Regions from separate parts of the Mus musculus genome. Here all the other regions are linked to region 1. A link is a contact called in ENCODE POLR2A ChIA-PET data. All regions are on one chromosome and are shown on one strand. The core of a region is the stretch at or near the end of the contact, and the rest is flanking DNA. Distances in the headings are between cores, read along the strand shown.

Region 1 (4,202 bases), core at 1,283-3,782:
CAGAACCCAGCGTCTTGCCCAGGCTACGGACAAACCACCACATCTCCAGCTCTACAGGTTCTTTCTTACTGGGTAGAACTGTTTTGAATTTTTACCTTAAATGACTGAAAACACTTGAAATATTAGAATCAACTCCAACGTGCCTCTTTGTCCTCCCTCAATCCCCAGAGAGGGAGGCTTTCATGGCTAAGTGGAATTAAAAGCCCATGGAATTCTTCAGAACCCTAGTGGACTTGGCCAAGAAAAAACAAGGGTGGGGAGCACTAGCACCCAGCTAGCTTACAAATCTGCCAAACCTGCCTAGTCCAACTTTTACTGGTACTATGATAGCAGGTACTACCTCCCCAATGACGTCAGCGTTATAGAGACCATCTGAAACAGAGAGCGGTTCCCAAACAAAGGATTTGCTTGCAAGACAAAGTACTTCAGCTGTGCTTTGGACTCTTTCTTTTTGAACCACATAGATAGTAACTGCTTCAAGGTTGCTGAGTTAAGACCCAAAAATGTCATAGCACAGACAGCAATTTAAAAATTAACTCCTTTCTTCCATCCCGACTCCCATCACCCCAGCACAGCATTCACCACTGAGGCTGCAGAGCAAGCATATTACTGAAGAAAGGGGGTGAAGAGAATTGGTCAGATTTCAGGAGTCGGGGAGAACCTTAGCACCAACACTGGAGGGCAAGCAGTGGCAAAGGAGGCTGCAAACACGTTGTATTTGTCTCATGTCAAGCACGCATGAAAGGCCCTGGGCTCTGAAATGCTCTACAAAGCCTGGAGCTGAGCTTTGAGTCCCAAAAAATAAAACCCAGATTACACATTGTCTTGCCAGGAACCAGTGTCAGACCAGGAAAAGTTGGCCTCATCACACAAAACAAAAACCCAGGGCTCAATCTGTCCCTGTGTCCTTTGTAACAAATTACCTCATTTGAAGGATGACAACAAGAGGGAGTGACCCAGTCTCCTAGGTCTAATCTCCAGTTCTGCCCCGCCCTGTAAGCGCTGACCCCTTCAGTTCCCTTCCATCACACCAATTCTTTTACTACTTCCTGAAACTGAAAGCAGTCTGTAGCTGCCCCAGCTTCCTCATAAGACTACTCAAGGAGGCTGCTTTTTGTCAGCAAGTTGTCAAGCCCCTGTGAGAGACACTGCTGTTCCACGCTGCCTTCTTAGCCCCACAAAATGGCTCCCTTTTGTGCCACTTGGTCGGGACCCCAAGGCTTGGTCACACTCAACTGTGGGTCATCATCAATGGAAAATACATGGCCAGAGAACATGGAACCAAGCCTTTGGGAAGATCAAAGAGATGCCTGAAAGCCAACTTAAGGGACTGTGTGCCACTAGCTGAGACGATGTAGATGGACTCCCTCCGCTGAACAAAATATCTTCACCAAGTTAAGTGAGGGGTAGGAAACGGGTCCCAGTCCAGTCACAGAGCTCCTCCCAAAATGCAGTGTACTGGGGACAAGCAAGATCCCAGCTTCCAGGAAGGGATACTACATACTACTGGAGAGACAATGGATGGCTCCCTAGCCCCGCCCAAGCACAGACAACCTCCTCCTCCAAGAGAAGCCTGCTCTGGGGTGAACTCATTCGGCCAAAGTCAATGGGAGAAGTAAAGAAGGCGACATGGAAGGGCAGAGGTCCGAGGACCTGAGCGCAGAAAACCCATTTGAGCAGGCTCACGGCCCCGCGCATTCGGAGGTGGGCGTGGGGAGGGGGAGGAGACCCGATCTCTCCTTTGTTAGGCGCAGGGAGGCACTTTGATAAGAGAGCTCCTGTCCAGGGCTGGAAGTGGAGGGAGGGGATGACCAGCCCCGCCCTACCAGAGGTGCACCTGCTGCGCAGACACGGACACCCCGGCGGGCCACCACGAGGAAAAGAGCCTGCAGACCAGCCGGATCAGTGCTCAGATTTGCTCGCAGCGCCCAAGGCCGGGGCCAGCACACGCCCGAGCCAGAAGCGGGAGCGCATGGCCCTCATGTGGGACAATGGGCCCAGGGCCCTGCAGGCTCCTTGGGCTCCTGGGAGACCAAGCCCACCATCCTGGACCCGACCAGTGTCGCCGCGGGTGGCTGAAAGAAGATCCTCCCGCACACTCTCACCGACTCCAACCTGCCGTACGGCAAAGGGCCGCCACCCACAGTCCCCCTCAGCTGTCGTTACCGGGGAGAAATGAATAGAAGGGACGACTGGGGCGGGGCCACAAGCCGAGGCAGTCCTGCCGCACAAAGCGGCGCCCACTCCTTACTCTGCCACCCTCCCCCGGGCGCGAGCGCGGTGCTCCCGGCCCGTTACCACCAACGCCCCGCGGTCCCCACAAGCCCTGGAGGGCTCGAGCCCTACCCTGTCGCCTTACCGGGAGCTGTTCCTGCTGTTAGGGTCCACACCCTTAAAGGTAGTGGTAGTGGTCATGGCGCCAAGGGGCGAGGTAGGCTGGCCCTGAAAACGCCAAGGGGGACTGGGACCAACAGGCGCAGACGACTCCAAAAGCTAAACCACCAGGGCTCCACGAGCTTCTACCGCCGCGGGGCTCGCCGGACTCCCATTTTATAGAGCCAATAGGGCCCACCCTCCACATGCCGCCATTGGGCAATTTAAAAAGATCTCTTCATTTCTATTGGTTAGCTACAGTGCTAATCATAGATCGGCGTCAGGACGGGCTGCGCGGGAGACGGCTCGGCCTAAGCCCCGCCCCCTTCCTGTACAGAGAAAGGCCGCTGTGGTCTCCCCTCCTCCACGCCCTCGACAATCTGGTGGTGCTCAAGTGTTCACGGTCACTTTAAAAAGTTACTTGAGGGGCTGTCGAGGTGGCTCATAAGGAAAAGCCCTTGCCACCCAGCATGACAACCCGTGTTCAATCTCCAGGACCCACAACGTGTAAGAGACCCAACTCTCTTTTTTTTTTTGTAGAACATGATTTTAATATTTTCAACTGTTAATACTCAACAAGCAGAATAATTATTTTAAGATATACTTCGTTATTATGTCTTCATTTCTGATTTTATTAATTTGGATACTGTCTCTGTCCCTTATAGTTAGTCTGGCCAGGGGTTTATCTATCTTGTTGATTTTCTCAAAGAACCAGTTCCTGGTTTTGTTGATTCTTTGTATAGTTCTTTTTGTTTCTACTTGGTTGATTTCAGCTCTGAGTTTGATTATTTCGGATACCCAACTCTTGAACCTCTGACCTCCACGCACCCACGCACTGAGACACACACACACACACACATACACACTACCTAGCTACCTAAATAGAAAGCTACCTCAGCAGGATGTGTCGGCACTTCCCTGCAATGCCTTAACTTGGGAGACTGAGGCAGGAGGATCACTTTGAGTTTCAAGCCAGTCTGGTCTAAACAGTGAGACCCTGTCAAAAAGAAATGAGGGGGAGGCAGAGAAGGAAAGCAGGAAAGAGAGAAGGGATGTCGTGTTAAGGCCATATGCTAGTACTGCAGAGGACCTAGGTTCAGTTGCCAGCACTCACAGGGCAGCTCCAAACTGTAGCTCCAGTTCCCTGACCTGGGCAGTTACATGCAGGCACACACATGTACACAACGTAAATCTTTTGCCAGGCGATGTAGCACATGCCTTTAATCCTTTAGTCCCAGCACCAACTCAGGAGTCAGAGGCAGGTGGATCTCCGAGTTCTAGGCTAGCCAGAGTTACACAGAGAAACCGTGTTGGAGAGGGAATTTTTTTTTTTTAAGGTCCGAGGTGGGGGTGCTGCACACCCCTAATCCCAGCACCCTGGAGGCAGAAGCAAGATTTCTTAGCCTCAAAAAGGGCGGGGGGCACACAGTGGTCTACACCTTTGAACCCAGCACTAAGGAGGCAGAAGAGTCTAGGACAGCCAAAGATGTTACACAGAGAACTCCCCCCCCACCCCACCCCCACCCCCCCACCCACCCACCCCACCCACCCTCACCCCTACCCCCCCGTCTAGGAAAAAAAAAAAAAACAGAAACAAATGAAAAGAATTCCTGGATTAGCCTGCGCTAACTGGATTAGCCTGTGCTACACCATCACCCCACATCCCGCTGCCGATGCTTTAGTACCGTCCCAATGTTTGGTTACACCAGCACTCCTCCCTACTCCTGGCAATATAGGGCAGTGCCACTATGCAGGGTAGATGGCTAACAAAAACCGTAAATCCGCTCTTTAACCTGACCAACGTGTAGGAAATAACAATGTTTTCTCCA
Region 2 (4,201 bases), core at 576-3,075, 130 kb before region 1:
CAGCACTCGGGAGGCAGAGGCAGGTGGATTTCTGAGTTCGAGGCCAGCCTGGTCTGCAGAGTGAGTTCCAGGACAGCCAGGGCTATATAGAGAAACCCTGTCTCGAAAAACCAAAAAAAAAAAAAGAATGTTCACACATGATGGGTCTCAACAAAAACAAATTACATGAATGCTGGAGGATTAGGAAAACTCCTTTAAGGAAAAAAAAATTCTTGGATGGATTAAAGCATGGCTTTTATGGGTGTAACTGGATATCGGATTTGGGTCTTAAGCAGTAAGAAACAGACCTTAAAGTGAAAAGGGCAGAATACAAGTAACACGTGCCCAAAGTTCATTCCTTCCAGCCTGTTTCCAGACATACAGGTTTTTAAACACTCCAGTTCTTTTTTTAAATGAGTTCTATTTCTATATTTATTTATTCTATATTTATGTGTATGAGTGTCTGCCTGCCTGAATGTATCTATACCATATGCATGCTTCGTACCCAAGGAGGTCTGAAGAGGAGAACTGATCCCCCGGAAGGAGTTCCAGGTGTTTCTGAACCACCATATTGATCTGAGGAATGAATCCTCAGATCTTCTACACGAGCAGTTGAGCCATCTCCAGCCCACGGCCTAGGTTCTTTTTTTTTTTTAAGAATTGTTTATTATTTGTAAGTACACTGTAGCTGTCTTCAGACACACCAGGAGAGGGCATCAGATCCCATTACAGATGGTTGTGAGCCATCATGTGGTTGCTGAGAATTAAACTCAGGACCTCTGGAAGAGGAGACAGCCCTCTTAACCACTGAGCCATCTCTCTAGCCTAAGACTCAGATTCTTAAAGGTAGGTGTGTGTGTGTGTTCACTCATGTGTGTTCATGTGTGTGTAGAGGGTACAGGACAACCTCCAAGTGTTACTGAACAAGGAGCTGTGCACCTTGCTTTTTTTGAAACACGGCCTATCACTGGCCAATTAGGCTAGGTTTACTGGCTACCATCGATCCATCTCTCCTGGCTCCCCAGCTCCCAGAGCTGGGATTTCAAGAACAAGCCACGCACTCTGCTTTTTTTTTTTTTTTAAACAAAACCAAACCTGGTAAGCACTTTTAATGTGCTGAGCCACCTCCTCAACCCCCTTAAAGTAATGTTTAGCTTTGCTTAGTTTAGTTTACAGAAAAACTTCCACACTGTAGCTTAGTCGGGCCTGGAACAAGCTGTGTTAAAAGTCTGGCCTAAGAACTCAAGATAATCCTATTGCTTCAGCCTCCTAACTCCCGTTAGTAGAGGAGGGAACCACTGTGTGTTTTCTATGTGTGAGACTTTATGTAATTACAAGTACCCAGAGGCCAGAGGTGTCAGAATTTCCCTGAAGCTGGCGTTACAGGCTGTTGGGAGCTTCCTGACGTAAGTGCCGGGAACCGAACTCAAATCCTCAGCAAGAACTCTTGACCTCGAGTGTTCCAGCAGCCAAACCCCCATTCAAGGTTCTTAAAGATGTTTCTAATTTAATACCATTTTTTAAAAAGTTCTTCGGATATATCAGTGGGTCAGCACGTTCTCCGCAGGTGAGGACCACTGTGGACATCAGACAGACCCTTGCTCCCAGGAGAGCCAGAAGGACAGATAACAAGCAAACAAAATAATTCCAGATGGACGTAAATAAAAGTCGGACGTGGAGGAAAAGCAGGACAGAGGGTTGATCCAGCAATTCCCGGACCAGGACACCAGGAAGGTCCTTGCCTTCGGTCCCGCCCCTTATTTGCATACGTCTTTTGATTGGTCTCCGGCGGCAGGTCCCACCCCGCAAAGCTGGCGGCCTGGGAAGCTGAAAGCGGGCCGGGCGGAGATGCAGCGGCGGCTCCGGGTGTCGCGGCGCGGGCCGGGCGGTGTGCGGGCCGGAGGCGGGCAAGGGGTACCCGCCGCTGCATCCGCACTCTGCTGACGCCCTAGCCCTGCAGGTGGTCCCGGGTGGTCCCAGCTGTCGTCCCACTTTGCAGTCCCCACCCCTCCGCCCTTTGTGCCGCCGCCACCCGGCGTCCCCAGTTCGGCGGGACCCGGGGAGCGCGGGAGCCAGAGGCCCCGCTGGGCGCACGGGGCCGGCAGCGGATGGCGATCACGGGCGGAGGGCGCAGGGGCGCTGCAGCCCGAGCTCCCGACGTTGGAAGCCCGGGCCGCCTCCGCCGCATTGTCCCGGGCTGCGAGCCCAGGCCCTGAGCTGCCGCAGCGCCCGCCCACCGCCACCCGCGGGGCCATGCGGAGAGCCGCGGGGATGGAGGACTACTCCGCAGAGGAGGAGGAGTCCTGGTACGACCATCAGGACCTGGAGCAGGGTGAGCGCGTTGGGGAGGGAAACAGCGTGTGCCCCAAGACCCCTGACCACTACTCCATTGTTGGGCGGTATCCCCAAGAAAAGGGCTAGGCTGGACCTGGTGAGCCCAACGGAGCATGATGCGTCTTGAGAATGGGGACGTGGACCGAGAAGGGCGCTGCCCTGGAATATTCTGACGCTGGAGAGAGACTTGCAAAAGTGTCCAGTTGACAGGGCATCCATCGCCCTTCTCATTTTAGTAGCAGCACCTACTCGCGTGCCCCGGTAGGGTATTGTTAGGGGGCCCGATTGCTAGGTAGAATGGAAGTCTTGGGGCCCACAGAGGATTCTTGTTACTTTTGCTAAGAATGCACTGTATATTGAGATAGGTCATCTCTCCAGATCAACAGCACCTGTCCGGGCTAGAATTTCTGAGCTCTAAGACTTCCAGAAAGTTTCCCCAACTCGCTTCCCTCTGCCCAGAAAGGGGGTGGTGCATGCTCACGCCTGCGAAGAAGCTGAAAGTCTCCAATCTGCCTTCCCAAGAGAGGCGTTCCCTGGTCCTTCCCTGCATGGGGCTTCCACCCAAGTGGCTCAGGATGTGAAGGGGTCCTTTAGCAATTTCAGACTTTGCCAAATGAGATCCCTGGGGAAAGAGGGAGCCACTTCCGTGGCACTCATCTAGAAAATGACTAGAGGGGAGTTAGAAGCTGGTGATGAGGTGGCTAAAATGACATCACTGAGAGGTGGAGCCGACCTGACAAGAAGGCCCGAGAGGGTCAGGGTCAAGGCCAAGGCCTGCCGAAGTAGTCAGACCCCAACCTCCTCTCTGCTGGTTCTTACTGAAACCCTGAGGGTGAGGGTCACCTGCATGCTCTGAGGTATTAAAACACAAGCCTGGCACAGTGTGTGTGTGCCACAAAGGCCGGTCTCCATCCTTAGGGCCCAGAGCCCTGGTTTTGCCAAGATGGGAAACATGCACTTGGATCCTGGAGCCTTTGTCTCCTGACCCACTTCCCCATGCAGCTGAGCTTCACCTGCAGATGAGGGGCTGTCCCTGTGCTTGTCAGTGAATCAGAACCTTGGGAGAGCTCCGCAGGGTAGAGAGTGTTGGGTTAGGCATTGCTATGCCATGAGCTTCTGTGACACCTCTTCTCTGTCCTGGCCACTACCCCTAAAACTTTACTCTCTAAACACCTACTGGCCCCATGTGAGCTCCAGACATCAGCCTGGGACCTGGGCACAGTCACAGCCTGACCCTCTGGGCACACAAGGGCTGATGGGGTAGGCCCACTTGTATGCTGCTCTAAGTGTAAGTGATTATGGGATGGCTTCCTGGGAGAGGCTAGCGCAGAAGGAAAGATGAAAAGCCGATTTCTGGCGAAGATAGCCTCTAGGGGAGGCAGATGCTAATACCATGGCGGTCGTCTCATTTAGTTCCCGCACCCCTAATGAAGGCTTGGCACCATGCCCAGCCCAGATGTGGGAGGAAGAAGAAGCCTTGCAGTAGGGGTGGGAGATGTGTGGCTTCTGCCAAGGGACAGGAACTGCCATTCCAGCAGGATTGATAAGCCCCAAACACTCCCTGCTTCTTGGGTCCTGCTGATCAGGCCTGCAGCTCTGGTCGTAGACAGAGCTCAGGAACCAGGATGATACCCAGTAATGAAACACGTTATAAAGACAGAGGCCCTTCCTTCTAGATGCTGTGCCAGCATCTAGGGATGGAATCACCATCCTCCTGATCCTGAATTCCAGCGGAGGAGACGGAAGTGGGAAGTTAAAGTAACCACTGTGGGACAGCATAGTCCCCTCAGCAAAGAGCTCTGAAGGAGGGCACGCTGGGAGAAGGGATGTTTGTAACCAAGGCCTGGGGCCAAATGAAGGACAGGAAGTAGGGGACAAAGGAAGCCTA
Region 3 (4,502 bases), core at 485-2,984, 240 kb before region 1:
GTAAACCAGGCCACTGGGTCACTCTGCCTTTCAAACATTTGTATGTGATATCAATATAATCATCGTTTTTTCTTCTGTCCCGTTGGTATTACAAGCCCCTCTAAAGTTCAGACACTGTCTTGTCTCAGTCAAGCTCAGTATTCCTTACTTTTTAAAATTACTTATTTTATCACTTTTAGTTATGTATGTTGTGTGTGTGCAAGAATGAAGGGCCAAGCAGAGGCCAGAAGAGGACATTGGGTTCCCTGGAGCTGAGTTGTGAGCCACTGTGTGGGTGCTGGGAACCCAACTCCCATCTTTTGGTCCTCTGTGAGACCATAAACACTCCTAACCACGGAGCCTTCTCTGCAGTACCCCGCCCCCTTCCTCTTTTGCTTTAAGGTCTGAGACAGAGTTTCCAGTACATCTGGCAACCTTGAGGCCCTGTCTGGCAAGACTAATACTGAAAGCTTTGAGACCTTGGCCTTTGTGGAAGAGAATGGTCGTGGGGAGGGCGCAAAGCTGCAGACAAGATTGCCTTGAAATATAAAATGCTGGAGATAAAGAAGCGTAAAGATAAGGGGAGGCGAAAGCCATCCCATTAGACTGAAAAAGACTTCCCTACAAAGCAGAAGACAGCTGCCCATCTGTCCCCAACCACCATCCATGGAACAAATGCATGTCTCTCACAGCTGAGGACCTAGGGCGCCTCAGCTATACCTGTGGAATCAGTTAGAAAGAACACAGCTTACATTAGTCAAAAGCCCCTTCCTTGTCAGACAAACCAAAGGGCTGGAGCCTACCCCCAGAATTGGGACAAGAAATGAATGGTAAGAAGGGAGCCTGGAAGGAGTGCCTCGCTTACCTTTAACAAGTGTTGGGCTGTGTAGAAGCCAGCTGGGCCACTGCCGACCACACAGATCTGAGGGGTCTTCTCCTGTGTGGAGAACTTCTGGCAGAAGCCTGGGGCTAGGTAGAGCAGGGGACAGCAGGGTCAAACCAACACCCTCCTACCACCCCAAACCAATTCTGTCCAGTTGCACCTTGCCTTCACCCTCACCTGCATCTTCCTTTTTCCGTTCCTCAAAGCTTCACCATTTCATCTGAATGCCAGAGCTGTCTTTATCCAGAACCCCATGTCTCACCCATGAACAATAACAAATAATCTGCCCCAGACCCCCTTATCCCCCAAGCTGTCCTGCACAGCACTATCTTTCTTGAGAGGTTCCTTATGTGATCTCATGTCTTCATATGCCCATCACGTTTCTATTTTGCTTTTTTCTAGCCCTTCTTTCCCCCACAGAACTCTATTGCTCATCTCCTCACCTCGAATTTGCCTGTCACCTCCGTTCACCTCGTATCACACATAAAGACCTCATGGTCTATCCTTTTAGCCTTTACTGAGCTGTCTTACCCAGGACGCCTTACATCTCTTTGCACAGATCCTCCCCTCTCCATCACTCCCATTTCTCCCGCAAGAGCAGACACGTTCAGCTTTGCCCCTCTCCAGCCCCGCCTCAGCTCTGCTCGGACCCCCGCTCTTGATCACAGGCCTCCCCTCGCCCTGGTGCAGCCCCCAAGAGCCCTGCTCCTACTCGGAGTGCTCCTGGAGGGAGACGGCCGAAGCCCAGACCACGCGGACCAGCGCCACCAGTGCCAGCAGCGAGGAGCCATGGCTGAGAAGTGCAACCAGCAAGCGGAAGAGCTAGCAATGACTCTAGTGCTGAGCGCAGGTCCAGCAGCCCGCCGAGGACGCTCCTCTGGACCCGCCCATCACTGGAGCCCCGCCCCAAGCCTCGCCTCCCGCTTGCTTAGAAACATCAACTTGGAGACTTCACCAAGATTTCCGAAATAACCACGCCCCCAAAGAGAACCATGCCCCCATCTCGCCAAGGCCCCGCCCCCAGAACGTCCAATCCTCAAAAGCTTATCAAATTTCTCCGGTCTTCCTAGTACCTCCAGATGCCGGAAGTCTAGATTTGAAGAAACGCGAATCCCCTATGCTGTTTCAGTTGCTCTTGAAGAAGGGAGCCAATTGGAAAGGAGCTTACTTTATGTAAAGCTTGCCGCTCGCTGATGACGCAATGCCCCGTTGTCGTTGTTTGAGTGATTTTTGTATCAGCCAATCAGAAGGCCAGAGCCCGGAAGTCTCGTGTATCCGCTATTCTTGACTCCTCGATTTTTAAGTCTGGATGTTGAACTGATGTAGCCTCAAACAGCTACTTGTGCGTGTCAGAGAAGGACAAGTGTTAAACTCTCAAGAGCTTATTTCTAGTCACCCTCTTCCCACGATGGGGGAGGAAACACGCGAAGAAGTTCCCCCTCTGGCACTGAGACCAGAGCCCGACCTTCGACCCTGGTCCGACAGTACAGGGATCAGGGTGAGACCGTACCTTAGGGGGCACCCAAAAGCTCAGTAGTCAAGGTAAATCATTCATATTCCATGTTTTAAAAGAAAATTGATGCAAAGCCTAAAATCAATATCTTTTAAAAGTTTTTTCTAACATTTATATATTTTATTACATTATTTATGGGGGCCGGTGTACACTTGCCACAGCGTTCGCGTGGTGTGTGGTAGTCAGAGGACAGCTTATAGGAGTTGGTTCCCTCCTCTACGTGAATTCCTGGGTTTCAGACTCATTTAAGGCTGAGGGCAAGCAACTTTACCCTCCAGCCGACCCACACATGTTTTCTACACAAGAACAGGACCTGAAGAAGGGTGAATGCTTAATGTGCACATGATCCTGGTTTCGATTACACCACAAAAAATATAATTAAAATAAGGGCAGGACCCATTGTCACCTCTAACCAGACAAGCCCAGTGCTTCTCTGAGAGTCCTTCTCCTTCTTGGAAGACTAACCTGTCATCCTCACAACATCTGATTCTTGTTTATTCTTGTTGAAGATTGAACCCAGGGACTTACAAAATTGCTCTACGTTTTAACTGCCCCCTGCCTCGCCCCGCCCCGCCCCGCCCCTAGCTGAATCTTCTATTCCATAATTCAGGTACAAAGCTAGCCTGGGCTGTATACAGAGTGGCACCTGATCTCACAAAACAGTATGCCACTTGTTTTGTGAGAGGGAAATGGCAGTAGGAACGTGGTCATACCAATGGAAACTGGCTTGACTGACCTGACTGTAATCTGGAATTCTTGGGCCAGATGAACGGCTAGGTGACAGCTTGGTGAACTTCATGCTGAGTCAGTCCATTTCAACTTTCAGGCTGGTCTGCTGGAGCCTTGTGTAGGAGCTTAATAATCCAGAAGTTTCCCCTGTTTTGTATTTCATATTTTTTACACTATTTTAAGAATGTTTTTAGCCATGCTGCGGTGGCACTGGGGAGGCAGAGGAGGGCAGAACTGTGAGTTCGAAGCCAGCCTGGTCTACAGAGAGAAGACAAAAGAACAACAACAAAAATGAAGGTTATTTTTAGTTGAAGTTTGACATACAGAGAAGTGCATTCATTCCCACCATAGTTGATGGGTTATGAGACTGTAGGTGTAATAATGTGACCTACAACCAGACTGAGAACCAAAACTCAGTATCCCAGAATCCTCTGCTCAACTAATCACTCCCCACTTTGTTTGTTTGTTTTGTTTTTCAAGACAGTGTTTCTCTGTGTAACCCTGGCAGTCCTGGAACTCACTCTATAGACCAGGCCAGCCTTGAACTGGTAGAGATCTGCCTGCCTCTGCCTCCCTAGTGCTGGGATCAAAGGTGTGCACCACCATTGATTGGCTCCACCACTTTCTTATTGAGAGGTAAATATGATTCTCTAACATGTCATTGTGTTTTACGCCTGCCCCAGAAGACTAGTAGGTAAGATAAATGCTGCCCACAAGCCTATACATAAATTATTTACGTATGTAGCTTATGTATGTGAATATTTTGTCTGCATGTACATCTGCACACTAGAATTTGGTGTCAGACGGTTGTGAGCTGCTGTGTGTGTGCTGGGAATTGAACTCAGGACCTTTGCATACTCTTAACCACTGAGCCATCTCTCCAACAATAATTTATTTACACATGTACTGTTTTGTTTTGCTTTTCAAGACAGAGTTTCTCTGTGTAGCCCTGGCTGTTCTGGAACTCACTCGGTAGACCAGGCTGGTCTTGAACTCCCAGAGATTCTCCTGCCTCTGCCTCCCAAGTTCTGGGATTAAAAGTGTGAACCATCATTGCCCAGTTTCTCTCTCTATTTTTATATACACCCGTCTCTCTGCCCTGTGCTGCTGCCTTGGAGATCAGAGGGCTTCGGTGAACATCTGTCATGGGTGCTGGGGATTGAACTCTGAGCCCCTGCAAGTGCTCTTAACTACGGAGCCATCTTAAATGGTAACATAGTTTATATTTTGTGACGTGAAAATTACTTGCTTTGTAAGTCAAGTTTTATTGGGACAATACCATGTTCATTTTTAAATATATTTTTATTAATTTTTGAAAATTTTATATAATGTATTTTGATTCTATTCACTCCCTATTTCTTCCCCAATCCCTCCTAAATCCACCTCACATCTGCAACT

The links. ChIA-PET counts read pairs that join two places held with the same protein, here RNA polymerase II (POLR2A).
Region 2: POLR2A ChIA-PET joins it to region 1 with 11 read pairs in embryonic stem cell. The contact joins the promoter of Cdr2l here to the promoter of Jpt1 in region 1. POLR2A ChIA-PET finds 5 or more read pairs at or near these places in 3 of 5 experiments (Patski and embryonic stem cell).
Region 3: POLR2A ChIA-PET joins it to region 1 with 12 read pairs in embryonic stem cell. The contact joins the promoter of Fdxr here to the promoter of Jpt1 in region 1. POLR2A ChIA-PET finds 5 or more read pairs at or near these places in 3 of 5 experiments (Patski and embryonic stem cell).

The regions. Positions count from the first base shown.
Region 1 is chr11:115,511,861-115,516,062 of GRCm38, forward strand. It overlaps Jpt1 (Jupiter microtubule associated homolog 1), which reads right to left and starts at 2,533. Exons shown (of 5, transcript NM_008258.2): 1 at 2,360-2,533. The coding sequence starts at 2,415.
Region 2 is chr11:115,380,091-115,384,291 of GRCm38, forward strand. It overlaps Cdr2l (cerebellar degeneration-related protein 2-like), which reads left to right and starts at 1,826. Exons shown (of 5, transcript NM_001080929.1): 1 at 1,826-2,311. The coding sequence starts at 2,233.
Region 3 is chr11:115,275,235-115,279,736 of GRCm38, forward strand. Fdxr (ferredoxin reductase) reads right to left here and starts at 1,735. Exons shown (of 12, transcript NM_007997.1): 1 at 1,575-1,735; 2 at 845-948. The coding sequence starts at 1,653. It overlaps Fads6 (fatty acid desaturase domain family, member 6), which reads right to left. Exons shown (of 6, transcript NM_178035.5): 6 at 3,393-4,502.